Regions from separate parts of the Homo sapiens genome. Here all the other regions are linked to region 3. Evidence: chromatin contacts called from ENCODE Hi-C or POLR2A ChIA-PET data. All regions are on one chromosome and are shown on one strand. The core of a region is the stretch at or near the end of the contact, and the rest is flanking DNA. Distances in the headings are between cores, read along the strand shown.

The links. A loop is a pair of places that touch in the nucleus more often than their neighbours do. ChIA-PET counts read pairs that join two places held with the same protein, here RNA polymerase II (POLR2A). Pooled maps may share reads with other maps.
Region 1: a loop to region 3 is called in a map of mammary epithelial cell, with 4 times the contacts of the local background. The contact joins the promoter of ENTREP1 here to the promoter of FXN in region 3. A Hi-C loop is called at or near these places in 4 of 168 maps with a recorded cell type or tissue (HCT116, Right ventricle myocardium inferior, esophagus muscularis mucosa and 1 more) and 13 of 50 pooled maps. POLR2A ChIA-PET finds 5 or more read pairs at or near these places in 1 of 52 experiments (PC-3).
Region 2: a loop to region 3 is called in a map of PC-9, with 5 times the contacts of the local background. The contact joins the enhancer-like site here to the promoter of FXN in region 3. A Hi-C loop is called at or near these places in 1 of 168 maps with a recorded cell type or tissue (PC-9), 1 of 37 single-sample maps with no recorded cell type and 6 of 50 pooled maps.
Region 4: a map of aorta shows a loop between it and region 3 (4-fold over the local background). The contact joins the enhancer-like site here to the promoter of FXN in region 3. A Hi-C loop is called at or near these places in 3 of 168 maps with a recorded cell type or tissue (PC-9, aorta and ascending aorta) and 6 of 50 pooled maps.

Annotation. Positions count from the first base shown.
Region 1 is chr9:69,323,510-69,326,626 of GRCh38, forward strand. ENTREP1 (endosomal transmembrane epsin interactor 1) reads left to right here and starts at 1,706. Exons shown (of 11, transcript NM_001347995.2): 1 at 1,706-2,214. The coding sequence starts at 1,801.
Region 2 is chr9:69,411,238-69,414,177 of GRCh38, forward strand. It overlaps LOC124902177 (a long non-coding RNA gene), which reads right to left. Exons shown (of 2, transcript XR_007061568.1): 2 at 597-1,846. Among named protein-coding and RNA genes, the nearest start is that of ENTREP1, 87 kb to the left of the region's middle. Within about 2 kb of position 1,579, at least 3 of the 41 ENCODE cell types and tissues checked have a DNase peak (open chromatin) inside an H3K27ac peak, as active enhancers do.
Region 3 is chr9:69,034,465-69,037,607 of GRCh38, forward strand. FXN (frataxin) reads left to right here and starts at 1,288. Exons shown (of 5, transcript NM_000144.5): 1 at 1,288-1,483. The coding sequence starts at 1,319. RefSeq lists silencers at 1,177-1,646, 2,229-2,523 and an enhancer at 1,807-1,856.
Region 4 is chr9:69,393,944-69,397,104 of GRCh38, forward strand. No RefSeq gene overlaps it. Among named protein-coding and RNA genes, the nearest start is that of ENTREP1, 70 kb to the left of the region's middle. Within about 2 kb of position 1,847, at least 2 of the 41 ENCODE cell types and tissues checked have a DNase peak (open chromatin) inside an H3K27ac peak, as active enhancers do.

The DNA of each region.
Region 1 (3,117 bases), core at 456-2,955, 290 kb after region 3:
CAGCAGCAATTTAAGAGCATATACTGTATGGCATTTTTAAAAACTGCATGAAGCCGGGCGCGGTGGCTCACGCCTGTAATCCCAGCACTTTGGGAGGCCGAGGCGGGCGGATCACGAGGTCAAGAGATCCAGACCATCCTGGCCAACATGGTGAAACCCCGTCTCTATTAAAAAATATAAAAATTAGCTGGGTGTGGTGGCGGGCACCTGTAGTCCCAGCTACTCTGGAGGCTGAGGCAGGAGAATCGCTTGAACCCGGGAGGCGGAGGTTGCAGTGAGCCGAGATCACGCCATTGCACTCCAGCCTGGGCAACAGAGCGAGACACCATCTCAAACAAAACAAAACAAAACAAAAAACCCCTGCATGAATCAACAGACTTTAAACACTTATTTTGAAAGACATTTCCCTTTTCCTCCAGAATTTGAATTTATTCATGGGAGCAGTCTGTAAAGGAAGTCCTAGGCACCATTAAAGACAAGTGCTTTAATAATTTAAGAAGTGTGCATGTAAACTTGGGCACATTGACAGTATATTACATTGGGTTAAAGTGTAACGACCAATATAAATCCAGCTTCCACAAGCAGAGCATAAAAACTGACACATACTTTTCTTGGTTTATTGGGTAGGAGGATGTTAAATACCTTATGGTAAGATAAGCTTTCTAATACTGGAACTGACTAACTGCAAAGAACACTGCTCTGGTTCTTATCAGGAAAAAAAGTCCATTATAATCATTTTAGGCACGAAACTTTCTACGCATTAGAATTCTTCCGAGGTGAAAAGTATATTATTAAGGGAATTCATTTTGCAAAGAGGAATCTTTTTTTTTTTTTTTTTTTTTTTTTTGCTCTAAAGATTTTTCATAAATTACCAGAGTAGTTTAGGATTTTATTAGGATATTTCCTCGGAAGTTTGGGGGTTCCGTGTTCTATCAGGTGATGCCTAATAGATGCCTGATATAGCTCATAAGTCAATGAGAGGACAGAGCGTTACACTTGCCATGCACTCCGGGCTGCCCCGGGTACTTTCTTTACGGATGCTGGATGCTTCCAAGGTAACCCAGTCCTTTCATTCCCGCTCCTACCGAGATGCCGGGAAAGCACTCCCGCGCCGATGCGAGGTAGGCACGTCCTGCGCCCTGTGAGCGGTAACTGCGCTCGGCGTCGTCCTTCCCGAAGTCCTTGGCTTACACCTCTTCCCATCGAGTCGCCCCAAAGCCCCTCCTCCAGGCATCCCCCTCCTTGGGCAAAAGTTTAAGGGCGGGCCCCCTTCTCACTAAAGCGCGCCAGGGCCTCTCTCGTGGCTGGACAGAGAAGGCTCCTCGCTCTTCTCTAGCCCCAGCTCGGCGGGTGGGGACAGACGCTGAGACTCTCGGTGGCCGGCGCTGACGTGTCCTGGCCGTGAGGTGCCTCCCACCTCGAGGGACTTACTTAAATATTTGGGGCAGGGCACCCTCCCAGGACCCCAGGAAGCCGGCGCAGGTTCGGCGGGGACCCTGAGGCTGTGGCGCACTTGCCCCGGCACAGCGCGAGCACGGAGTGCGCGTGGGTGAGAGTGAGGGTGCGCCCAGGGCCAGCGGGAGGCGGACCCGCCAGGCGGCAGGTGGGTGCGGCCGGCTGGAGCCAGGGCAGCGGCAGCGGCGGCAGCAAGTGGTTGGGCCGTGCGCATTTCCTTCCCTCCCCCTCGGCCTCGGAGCCCGTCTGCAGTGCCCAGTGTGCTGCGCCTTCGGCTCGGCTCCGCTCCGCGTCCTCTGCCCGCCGCAGCCGGCCGCACCCGGCCGCACCCTTCCCCGTCCGTCCATGTCCCTGCCCGTGGTGCTCCCGGGCTCCTGCTGCCCCGTGGCTGGGCTTTCGGGTGGGCCGCAGGCCGGGGGCCCGGGCGCCGCTGCCGCCGCCGCTCAGGAGCCGCCGCTGCCCCCGCTGCGGCCGCGCTGGCCCCGGGGCGCGCTGCAGCCCCCGTCGCGGCCTCGCTGCGCGGCCACCGCTGCTGCCGGGGTGCTGGCCGCGCCGCCGGCGCTCTCCTCCCGCCGGGCAGTCGCCGCCGCTGCCGCCGCGGCCCCGGGCTCCGCGCTGCTGCCCGCCCGCCCGCTGCTGTCACTTGGGCTGCTTCAGCTGATCTTGGGCTGCTGCATGGTGGCGCTCAGCTTCGGGGCGCTGTCGCTGAGCAGCTCCCCGCAGGTGAAGAACTCGTGCCCGTTCTGGGCCGGCTCCTCGGTGAGTACCGCGCGCGCGCCCCGTTCGCCCGGTCATCCCGGTGATAGGGGGCTCTGGTCGTTCCTCTCCATTGCCCCTTTGTTGGCCTCCAGGGCTGCAGTTGGGGGAGCCTCACGCCACCTGAAGTTTTTGGAGGCTGGAGAAAAATGTTCCGCGACGGTCGAGTTCAGGGGTGAATTGGGTTGCACCTGGGTAGTGTCTGTTGCGCGCAGGCTGAAGAATTTTATTTTCCCTGTCAAGCTAATAGAATTAAAGACACCCAGCTCTTTGGGAGATTGGAAGGACAGGGTGTGGGTGGCAGGAAAGTGGGAGGAAAATGATTAAACTTCTTTTGGTTATTGAGTATTTGCTGCACTGACAACGTCTGTGCTGGGAGGGCAGGGATTTTGATCATTTTTGTTCACTGATGTATCAAGAATGCCTGGCACATAGTAGGTGTATTTGTGAGATGGGACAGTTTGACTGGGGCACATCGCTTGTTTTATTCTGCATTAAGACACACGTAAATGTGAAATGTGTAGGGTGGCTCGACCCCCAGACGAGTTCAGGAGGTAATGAGGGGGTGTGTGTGAACTGGCGCTTGTACCTGGTCATTAAAGGAAGGCCTTAACCCCACTGGGTTCCTGGAGCCATGCAGGCTGCTGTGCAGAATTCAGTTTGTGAGAACCGGGACCTGTCATTATGGATGAGCTGGCCAAAAGTCCTGGAGTGCCCAGCAGCTAGCTAGAGATGTCTGCTCTACAGGACCCACTCCTCCCTCCTCCAACCGGGAACGCTGAGCCTGGGGCCAAAGAGTGCCCAACTTCAGAGAAAAGCTGCTGCCAGCCAGTATCTATGGACACCGGGTGGCCACTCCCCCCTGCCTCCTAACAATCTCACAATTTCCAAGGCATCCAACCCCTT
Region 2 (2,940 bases), core at 329-2,828, 380 kb after region 3:
TCACATCCTCCTCTGCTCACTGCCCCCCAGTAGCTCCCACCTTGCTTGGCATAAACACCAGTATTCTTAGAGTCACTTCACAGCATAAACTTTCCCACCCATCCTAGTGTTGTCTCTCAATTCAGGACCTCTTCCCCTCTCCCTCTCACCCTCCCTCCCTCTGCTCTCCTCACTTCCTGGAAGAGGCCTAGGAGTTCTTGCCTCAGGGCCTTTGCACCTGCCAGCCGCCTGTCTGTTTTCCCTGTCTGTTTTGCCCTCTCAACTCCTTCAAGTCTTGACTCCAGTGTACCCTTCTCAGTGAGGGCTTTTCTGGCTGCCCTCTCCAAATACATCCCTCTAGAACTCTTATCTTTTCCCTATTTTTTTCTCTTCGCACGCTCCACAACTTAATTTAACTATCTCTTTTACTTATTTAACTTGATTTTTTTGTCTCCCTCGCTGGAATATATATAAATAGCAGGAAAGCAGGGATTTTGTTCAGTGAGGTCTTCTCAGCTCCCGTCACAGAATTAACCGCAGTCAGATGTTTGCTGACTGAATGACCATAATCTAAGAACCTAAACATTCCATTTACCACAAAAAGACCATCAGATTTATTCATCGTTTAGTAAAAGACATTTATTTGATGGCTAGACTTCTTTCAATAGTAAACTCTCTTGGTAACATTTTCACATTATTTCTTGGTCACTTTCTTTGTTTTCGGGGACAGCATAATTTAGAGACTAGAAATTGCGGGGAGGTGGTGGTAACCGGGTCCGGTCTCCGGCCGACGGGAGGATGGGGGCCACTAGGGCCGTCAGATCTCGCCGCGAAGGCGCAGAGCTTGGGCTTGCTGGTTCCAGCGTGGTTCCCACCTCCTGGGGAGCGGGGGGCTGCGCTACTCAGGGCGCTCGCTGCTCCCGTGGCGGTTTATGGCCTGTGTGGCCTGGACGTCGCGATTATTGTCCAAGACTTTCTCCTAGCAGCAGTGGCAGTTCCGGTTCTGCTGGCGAAGGTGCGGGTCTAAGAGGCGTAGACCGTTTTCCCCTGGGGGCTTGTGGGGATCCAGCGCCCACCAGAGAGGCGGCTGCAGGCTAACTCCACGAGCCACTCGAGCCAGCTGTGCTCATGTCTCCCTTGGCCCTCCCCGCTTCTGGTGCAGAATGGAGCCTCCCGCGTCCCAGGCCGGGAAAAACGCGACCCCCATCAGATTGGCTGGGACCCCCAGGATCCCGGCTATTGGGAGACGCTGCGCTGGAGGGAACGTTTTGGAACGCGGGGTGGGGTCGGTGGGCGCTTCCCTCCTGCCTCTGGGCTCCAGCCTGATGTCTCCTCCCTGCCTAACTAATTTCGAATGGAAATAACCTGAGGAGTAAAGCAGCAGAAGCGGTCGTTTTATTCCATGCCCACCCTCGCCTACTATAGATCAGCCGAGAGAACACGGGGGACGGCTTTCTCTATTACTAAAGGGAACTGAGGATGGAGGGGGAAGGGGACTGGGCAGTCCTTGGGGAGGGAATCTAGACCATGCCAGGCCCCAGACTCCTTTCCCGGCAGGGCCTATGTCCTGGGGTTTATTGAAATCGTTGCTGTATTCCCCCGCGGCCCACCAGGTGGCTGTAGCGGGTCACACATTGGGCTGGAGAAGGCCAGGAGAGCCAGGGCCGGAGAAACGCCTCGTCCACTTCCAAGCAGGGCGAGTCCCAGTAGCCTATGGGGACTCCAGCCTAGGACGTGGGCCACCGAGGCTCCTAGAATCATCGTGGCTAACAGCCATGGAACGATCGCCACGGTCCTTGCATCCGCAGCTCCCAGCACCGTGGCTGGCACCAAGCAGTGCTCCGAAGCTTCTTTCTGGGAAGGAAGGCTGAAGGGTGAGAACGCAAGCGAGCAATGAACAGCAGTTTCCAGCTGCCATCACCCAGAGCTCTTCTTTAGTCAAGAGTGAAATAGAATAAAATGGAACTGAAAATGGACTTGGTCCCTTGGGCCCCATGTCTAACTCTAGCCTACCTTTCCTGTCAAACTGGGTTGGCTGTGCTCCCCACGGCCAAATCATCCCTCTCCCTGGCCCCTGCTCCCCGGAGGCTGCCCACCTGGCTCCCGCAGCTCCATCCACCTTCCCCAAGCTCCCTGCAGGTTCTGTTCATCTTCTCCCTGAGATGTCATTTGTGCTGAGCAGTCTGCCTGATATTTCAGCTACCTGGGTACCTGTGGGTCTCACCCCTGATCACAGGCTCCTCAGGGAAGAGGGGATGGGAAAGTACAAGACAGAATGAAGTTTGTGTCATCACTCTGGGATTTTGGGCAAATTACCTAGCACATGTGAGGTCAGTTTCTTCATCAGTAAAATGGGGATAATACCTGCTCTGTGATATTGCTGTGCAGTTAAGTGCTAGAGCCTATGCAGCTCATTTGCCTGGCATCTTATAGGTGCTCAAAGAATGTTAGTTCTTATCATAACTGTTAGTGAGCTTGGTTGGAATGGTGAGTGGTTTTTTTTTAATCACTTTTTTTTTTAAAATTTTATTATTTCTATACTTTAAGTGTTAGGGTACATGTATACAACGTGCAGGTTTGTTACATATGTATACATGTGCCATCTTGGTGTGCTGCACCCATTAACTCGTCATTTACATTAGGTATATCTCCTAATGCTATCCCTCCCCCATCCCCCCACCCCACAACAGTCCCCAGTGTGTGATGTTCCCCTTCCTGTGTCCATGTGTTCTCATTGTTCAATTCCCACCTATGAGTGAGAACATGCGGTGTTTAGTTTTTTTGTCCTTGCCATAGTTTGCTGAGAATGATGGTTTCCAGCTTCATCCATGTCTCTACAAAGGACATGAACTCATCCTTTTTTATGGCTGCATAGTATTCCATGGTGTATATGTGCCACATTTTCTTAATCCAGTCTATCATTGTTGGACATTTGGGTTGGTTCCAAGTCTTTGCTATTGT
Region 3 (3,143 bases), core at 38-2,537:
GATCCTCCCGCCTCAGCCTCCTGAGTAGCTGAGATCACAGGCATGCACTACCACACTCGGCTCACATTTGACATCCTCTAAAGCATATATAAAATGTGAAGAAAACTTTCACAATTTGCATCCCTTTGTAATATGTAACAGAAATAAAATTCTCTTTTAAAATCTATCAACAATAGGCAAGGCACGGTGGCTCACGCCTGTCGTCTCAGCACTTTGTGAGGCCCAGGCGGGCAGATCGTTTGAGCCTAGAAGTTCAAGACCACCCTGGGCAACATAGCGAAACCCCCTTTCTACAAAAAATACAAAAACTAGCTGGGTGTGGTGGTGCACACCTGTAGTCCCAGCTACTTGGAAGGCTGAAATGGGAAGACTGCTTGAGCCCGGGAGGGAGAAGTTGCAGTAAGCCAGGACCACACCACTGCACTCCAGCCTGGGCAACAGAGTGAGACTCTGTCTCAAACAAACAAATAAATGAGGCGGGTGGATCACGAGGTCAGTAGATCGAGACCATCCTGGCTAACACGGTGAAACCCGTCTCTACTAAAAAAAAAAAAAAATACAAAAAATTAGCCAGGCATGGTGGCGGGCGCCTGTAGTCCCAGTTACTCGGGAGGCTGAGGCAGGAGAATGGCGTGAAACCGGGAGGCAGAGCTTGCAGTGAGCCGAGATCGCACCACTGCCCTCCAGCCTGGGCGACAGAGCGAGACTCCGTCTCAATCAATCAATCAATCAATAAAATCTATTAACAATATTTATTGTGCACTTAACAGGAACATGCCCTGTCCAAAAAAAACTTTACAGGGCTTAACTCATTTTATCCTTACCACAATCCTATGAAGTAGGAACTTTTATAAAACGCATTTTATAAACAAGGCACAGAGAGGTTAATTAACTTGCCCTCTGGTCACACAGCTAGGAAGTGGGCAGAGTACAGATTTACACAAGGCATCCGTCTCCTGGCCCCACATACCCAACTGCTGTAAACCCATACCGGCGGCCAAGCAGCCTCAATTTGTGCATGCACCCACTTCCCAGCAAGACAGCAGCTCCCAAGTTCCTCCTGTTTAGAATTTTAGAAGCGGCGGGCCACCAGGCTGCAGTCTCCCTTGGGTCAGGGGTCCTGGTTGCACTCCGTGCTTTGCACAAAGCAGGCTCTCCATTTTTGTTAAATGCACGAATAGTGCTAAGCTGGGAAGTTCTTCCTGAGGTCTAACCTCTAGCTGCTCCCCCACAGAAGAGTGCCTGCGGCCAGTGGCCACCAGGGGTCGCCGCAGCACCCAGCGCTGGAGGGCGGAGCGGGCGGCAGACCCGGAGCAGCATGTGGACTCTCGGGCGCCGCGCAGTAGCCGGCCTCCTGGCGTCACCCAGCCCAGCCCAGGCCCAGACCCTCACCCGGGTCCCGCGGCCGGCAGAGTTGGCCCCACTCTGCGGCCGCCGTGGCCTGCGCACCGACATCGATGCGACCTGCACGCCCCGCCGCGCAGTAAGTATCCGCGCCGGGAACAGCCGCGGGCCGCACGCCGCGGGCCGCACGCCGCACGCCTGCGCAGGGAGGCGCCGCGCACGCCGGGGTCGCTCCGGGTACGCGCGCTGGACTAGCTCACCCCGCTCCTTCTCAGGGCGGCCCGGCGGAAGCGGCCTTGCAACTCCCTTCTCTGGTTCTCCCGGTTGCATTTACACTGGCTTCTGCTTTCCGAAGGAAAAGGGGACATTTTGTCCTGCGGTGCGACTGCGGGTCAAGGCACGGGCGAAGGCAGGGCAGGCTGGTGGAGGGGACCGGTTCCGAGGGGTGTGCGGCTGTCTCCATGCTTGTCACTTCTCTGCGATAACTTGTTTCAGTAATATTAATAGATGGTATCTGCTAGTATATACATACACATAATGTGTGTGTCTGTGTGTATCTGTATATAGCGTGTGTGTTGTGTGTGTGTGTTTGCGCGCACGGGCGCGCGCACACCTAATATTTTCAAGGCTGGATTTTTTTGAACGAAATGCTTTCCTGGAACGAGGTGAAACTTTCAGAGCTGCAGAATAGCTAGAGCAGCAGGGGCCCTGGCTTTTGGAAACTGACCCGACCTTTATTCCAGATTCTGCCCCACTCCGCAGAGCTGTGTGACCTTGGGGGATTCCCCTAACCTCTCTGAGACGTGGCTTTGTTTTCTGTAGGGAGAAGATAAAGGTGACGCCCATTTTGCGGACCTGGTGTGAGGATTAAATGGGAATAACATAGATAAAGTCTTCAGAACTTCAAATTAGTTCCCCTTTCTTCCTTTGGGGGGTACAAAGAAATATCTGACCCAGTTACGCCACGGCTTGAAAGGAGGAAACCCAAAGAATGGCTGTGGGGATGAGGAAGATTCCTCAAGGGGAGGACATGGTATTTAATGAGGGTCTTGAAGATGCCAAGGAAGTGGTAGAGGGTGTTTCACGAGGAGGGAACCGTCTGGGCAAAGGCCAGGAAGGCGGAAGGGGATCCCTTCAGAGTGGCTGGTACGCCGCATGTATTAGGGGAGATGAAAGAGGCAGGCCACGTCCAAGCCATATTTGTGTTGCTCTCCGGAGTTTGTACTTTAGGCTTGAACTTCCCACACGTGTTATTTGGCCCACATTGTGTTTGAAGAAACTTTGGGATTGGTTGCCAGTGCTTAAAAGTTAGGACTTAGAAAATGGATTTCCTGGCAGGACGCGGTGGCTCATGCCCATAATCTCAGCACTTTGGGAGGCCTAGGAAGGTGGATCACCTGAGGTCCGGAGTTCAAGACTAACCTGGCCAACATGGTGAAACCCAGTATCTACTAAAAAATACAAAAAAAAAAAAAAAAGAAGAAGAAGAAGAAGAAAATAAAGAAAAGTTAGCCGGGCGTGGTGTCGCGCGCCTGTAATCCCAGCTACTCCAGAGGCTGCGGCAGGAGAATCGCTTGAGCCCGGGAGGCAGAGGTTGCATTAAGCCAAGATCGCCCAATGCACTCCGGCCTGGGCGACAGAGCAAGACTCCGTCTCAAAAAATAATAATAATAAATAAAAATAAAAAATAAAATGGATTTCCCAGCATCTCTGGAAAAATAGGCAAGTGTGGCCATGATGGTCCTTAGATCTCCTCTAGGAAAGCAGACATTTATTACTTGGCTTCTGTGCACTATCTG
Region 4 (3,161 bases), core at 597-3,096, 360 kb after region 3:
TCCACCTGCCACCGCAGGCCTCCCTGTGTACCTGAAAGGCTCAAGGAAGACAGGTGGGCACCACAAGTGTGAACAGTGTCTGGCTTCTAGCTTTGGGGGGACAGTCACAGAGATGGCCTCAGCCATCCCGAGGAATGAGAAATTGCCAGCGACAACTGGAAGAGGAAAGGAGGCATAAAGCCTGAGAGCATCAGTTAGATGGACACCAGGAGCAAGGGGGGGCCTGTCTTAGCTTCATGGAATTGTCCCTGCAACTTCAGAAATGGCGAAATCTGAAAACCTATTTCTGCCTTCCTTCCCTGACTTTAAGGAGTATTAAAGTAAAAAAAAAAAACACAGAAACATATATATATATAACAATAGTTTACATATATTTAGCATGGGAGGGAACTCAGAAGTCATGTGATTTATCTCCTTCCTAGTTCATCTGGGTAGTAATATACTTTTAAATACTTAAGCATTAATAATGATACACATGCTCATAGGTTAACTGAACATATATAGCGAGGGCAGCTGTTTCGCCTTTGGAGTTCCTTAGGAATCCATAGTCCAGTGGTTTTAACAAAGCATTTCAAATGTGGTTATCAAAATTATACCAGAGGGTTGATTAATTAGCATAAGGGATGTTTGAAATAAGTTTTCACTGGTGAAGTAAATAATGTTCACAACATGTGGCCAGCTAGGAGCACTGCATAGTCATTGTTGCCTCTGTCCCAATGAGGCATCAGAATCTGGTCCCCACTTTGTGAGATTGTCACAGGATGGACTGAGATTCAAGCTGCTCCTTCAGAACCCCAACCTTTCAAGCAAGCTACGTATCTGAGAATCTGAGGACAGCTAGGACTTCCCCAAGCTTACAAACTGTTTTGTGCAGCCTTGCCAATGAGCATGGCTGGCTGGCAGAATTGCCCAAGACCTGCTTTCATTGGAGCATCTTGATGGTGAGGTTTGGAGGAGGAGTCTATGGCCCCTAATTTCCAGACGCTGCCTGTATTTGTCAAAAGAACCAGACATTTGCTGAACTGTCTAATTGGGTAGGTCAGATCATGCTACCCCCTCAATTTGCAGGAAAGGAAACTGAGGCCCAGTGCTAAGAATGGGGCAGGGGTAAGAGACCAGCACTTCTGGCTGGAGTTAACCTTTGGTGTCGTCCATTCCATGAATTTGAACAATGCATGATGACCTGTATCCACCACTGTAGTAGTATACAGAGTAGTTCCACTGCCCTAAAATCCTCTGTGCTCTACCCAGTCATGCCTCTCTCCCCTAACTCCTGACAACCACTGGTCCTTTGACAGTCTCCATAGTTTTGCTTTCTCCAGAATGTCACACAGTTGGAATCAGATACTATACAGCCTTTTCAGACTGACTTCTTTCACTTAGTAATATGCATTCAAGTTTCCTGTATCTTTCCATGGTCTGATAATCCATTAAAACCCTTGAAAAGTTATTTGATTCAATAGTCATAAAAGTAAAGTACTCTATCATGTTAACATCTCAAAGCACTTACCCTCATTTTCTGAATTTACTCATGTCAGGGACCAGGGAAAAACAGGTCTGCAGCCCACACTGGATTAGTGTTCACCTGGGTTCCCACTCTAGACGGCGTCTCCCAGTTTCATTTGTCCTGTGTGATAGGTCCTGGGGACACTGATGAAGAGGACTGGGAGGTAACAGGTGGGGACCCCCTCTTCCCTCTGCACCCGTATCTGTCTCTGAGGCTACCTGTGAGCTTAGGCCCGTCCTCACAGCGAGACCCACGGTGTGAAGATCCAAGGCTTTGGCGAGTCGCTCAGGATTAGGAAGAACTGGCAGAGGAAGGAGGGGGCTGCAGCCAGGCCTCCACCCAGTGGGAGTGGAATTCTGGAAGCAGAACAAAGGGGCCCATTTCCACCTCCCCCCAGGCTGCTGTAGGATGCAGAGGAGGACAGTGGGGCAGGGAGGGAAGGGCCCAGGACAAGGCCATCTTTGTTTCCGTGTTGTTCCTCCCTGAGGCCTCTGCAAGGAAAGCCAAGTCCGAAGTCAAAAGACGCCACTTTTCTTCCACTCTCTCTCTGCAGAAGCCTTCATCCTCTCATTCACTCAACAGGTATTTATGGAGCTCCAGGGTACCAGGCTGTGGGCCAGGGGCTGAGGGTAGAATGCAGAGCAGGAAGAGGGGACACACAAATCACAAATTACAAATGCAAAGCCATTTTCCTCTTGGCTGCTGAACCGTGCCAAGGCTCCAGCAAGGAGGAGGAGCCAAGAGAGGGTGACTTTGAGACCAACAGGTACACGCCTGGTTTCTCAGAGGCTGGCGTGAAGGCTCCCTCATCCCTGATTATCAAACAGGCTCACGTGGCAGATGGTTCACCATCCTGGGAATTCTTGATGAAAAGTTATTCCTGACTATTGTTAAAGATGGTAACGGGCCGAGCACCATGGCTCACACCTGTAATTCCAGCACTTTGGGAGGCCGAGGCAGGTGGATCACCTGAGGTCAGGAGTTTGAGACCAGCCTGGTCAACATGGTGAAACCCCGTCTCTACTAAAGATACAGAAATTAGCCGGGTGTGATCATGGGTGCCTGTAATCCCAGCTACTTGGGAGGCTGAGACAGGAGAATTGCTTGAACTCAGGAGGTGGAGGTTGCAGTGAGCCAAGATTGTGCCACTGCACTCCAGCCTGGGCGATAGAGCGAATAGAGCGAGACTCCATCTCAAAAAAAAAAAAAAAAAGATGGTAAGGAAGACTTATTCAAGCAGGAGCCACCGCAGTGGGGTTCTGCAATAGGGGAGAAAGGTCAGACTCAACCCCAAACATAGCAGGACAAGTGGAGATTTATACAGCCAAGGAGCAATGTTGGGGTCAGTAGATAGAAAAGTACTAAGAGGAAACGTGAGGGCTGGGGCAATTCTTGATACACCAAGTCACTAGGATTCTTGCTGAAGGCAGGCCAGGGTGATAAGCTATCAGGGTAGGGAATGAGGAATGTGATCAGATACCAAGGATAGGAGATTTTTGCTAAACTGACTCAGCAGAATTCTTGCTAAAACTGGACTAAGAGTCCAAGAGTCAGAAAGAGGACTCAGGCAGGGTGCAATAGCTCATGCCCATAATCCCAACACTTTGAAAACTGAGGTGGGAGGATCACTTGAGTCCAGAAGTTCAAGACCAGA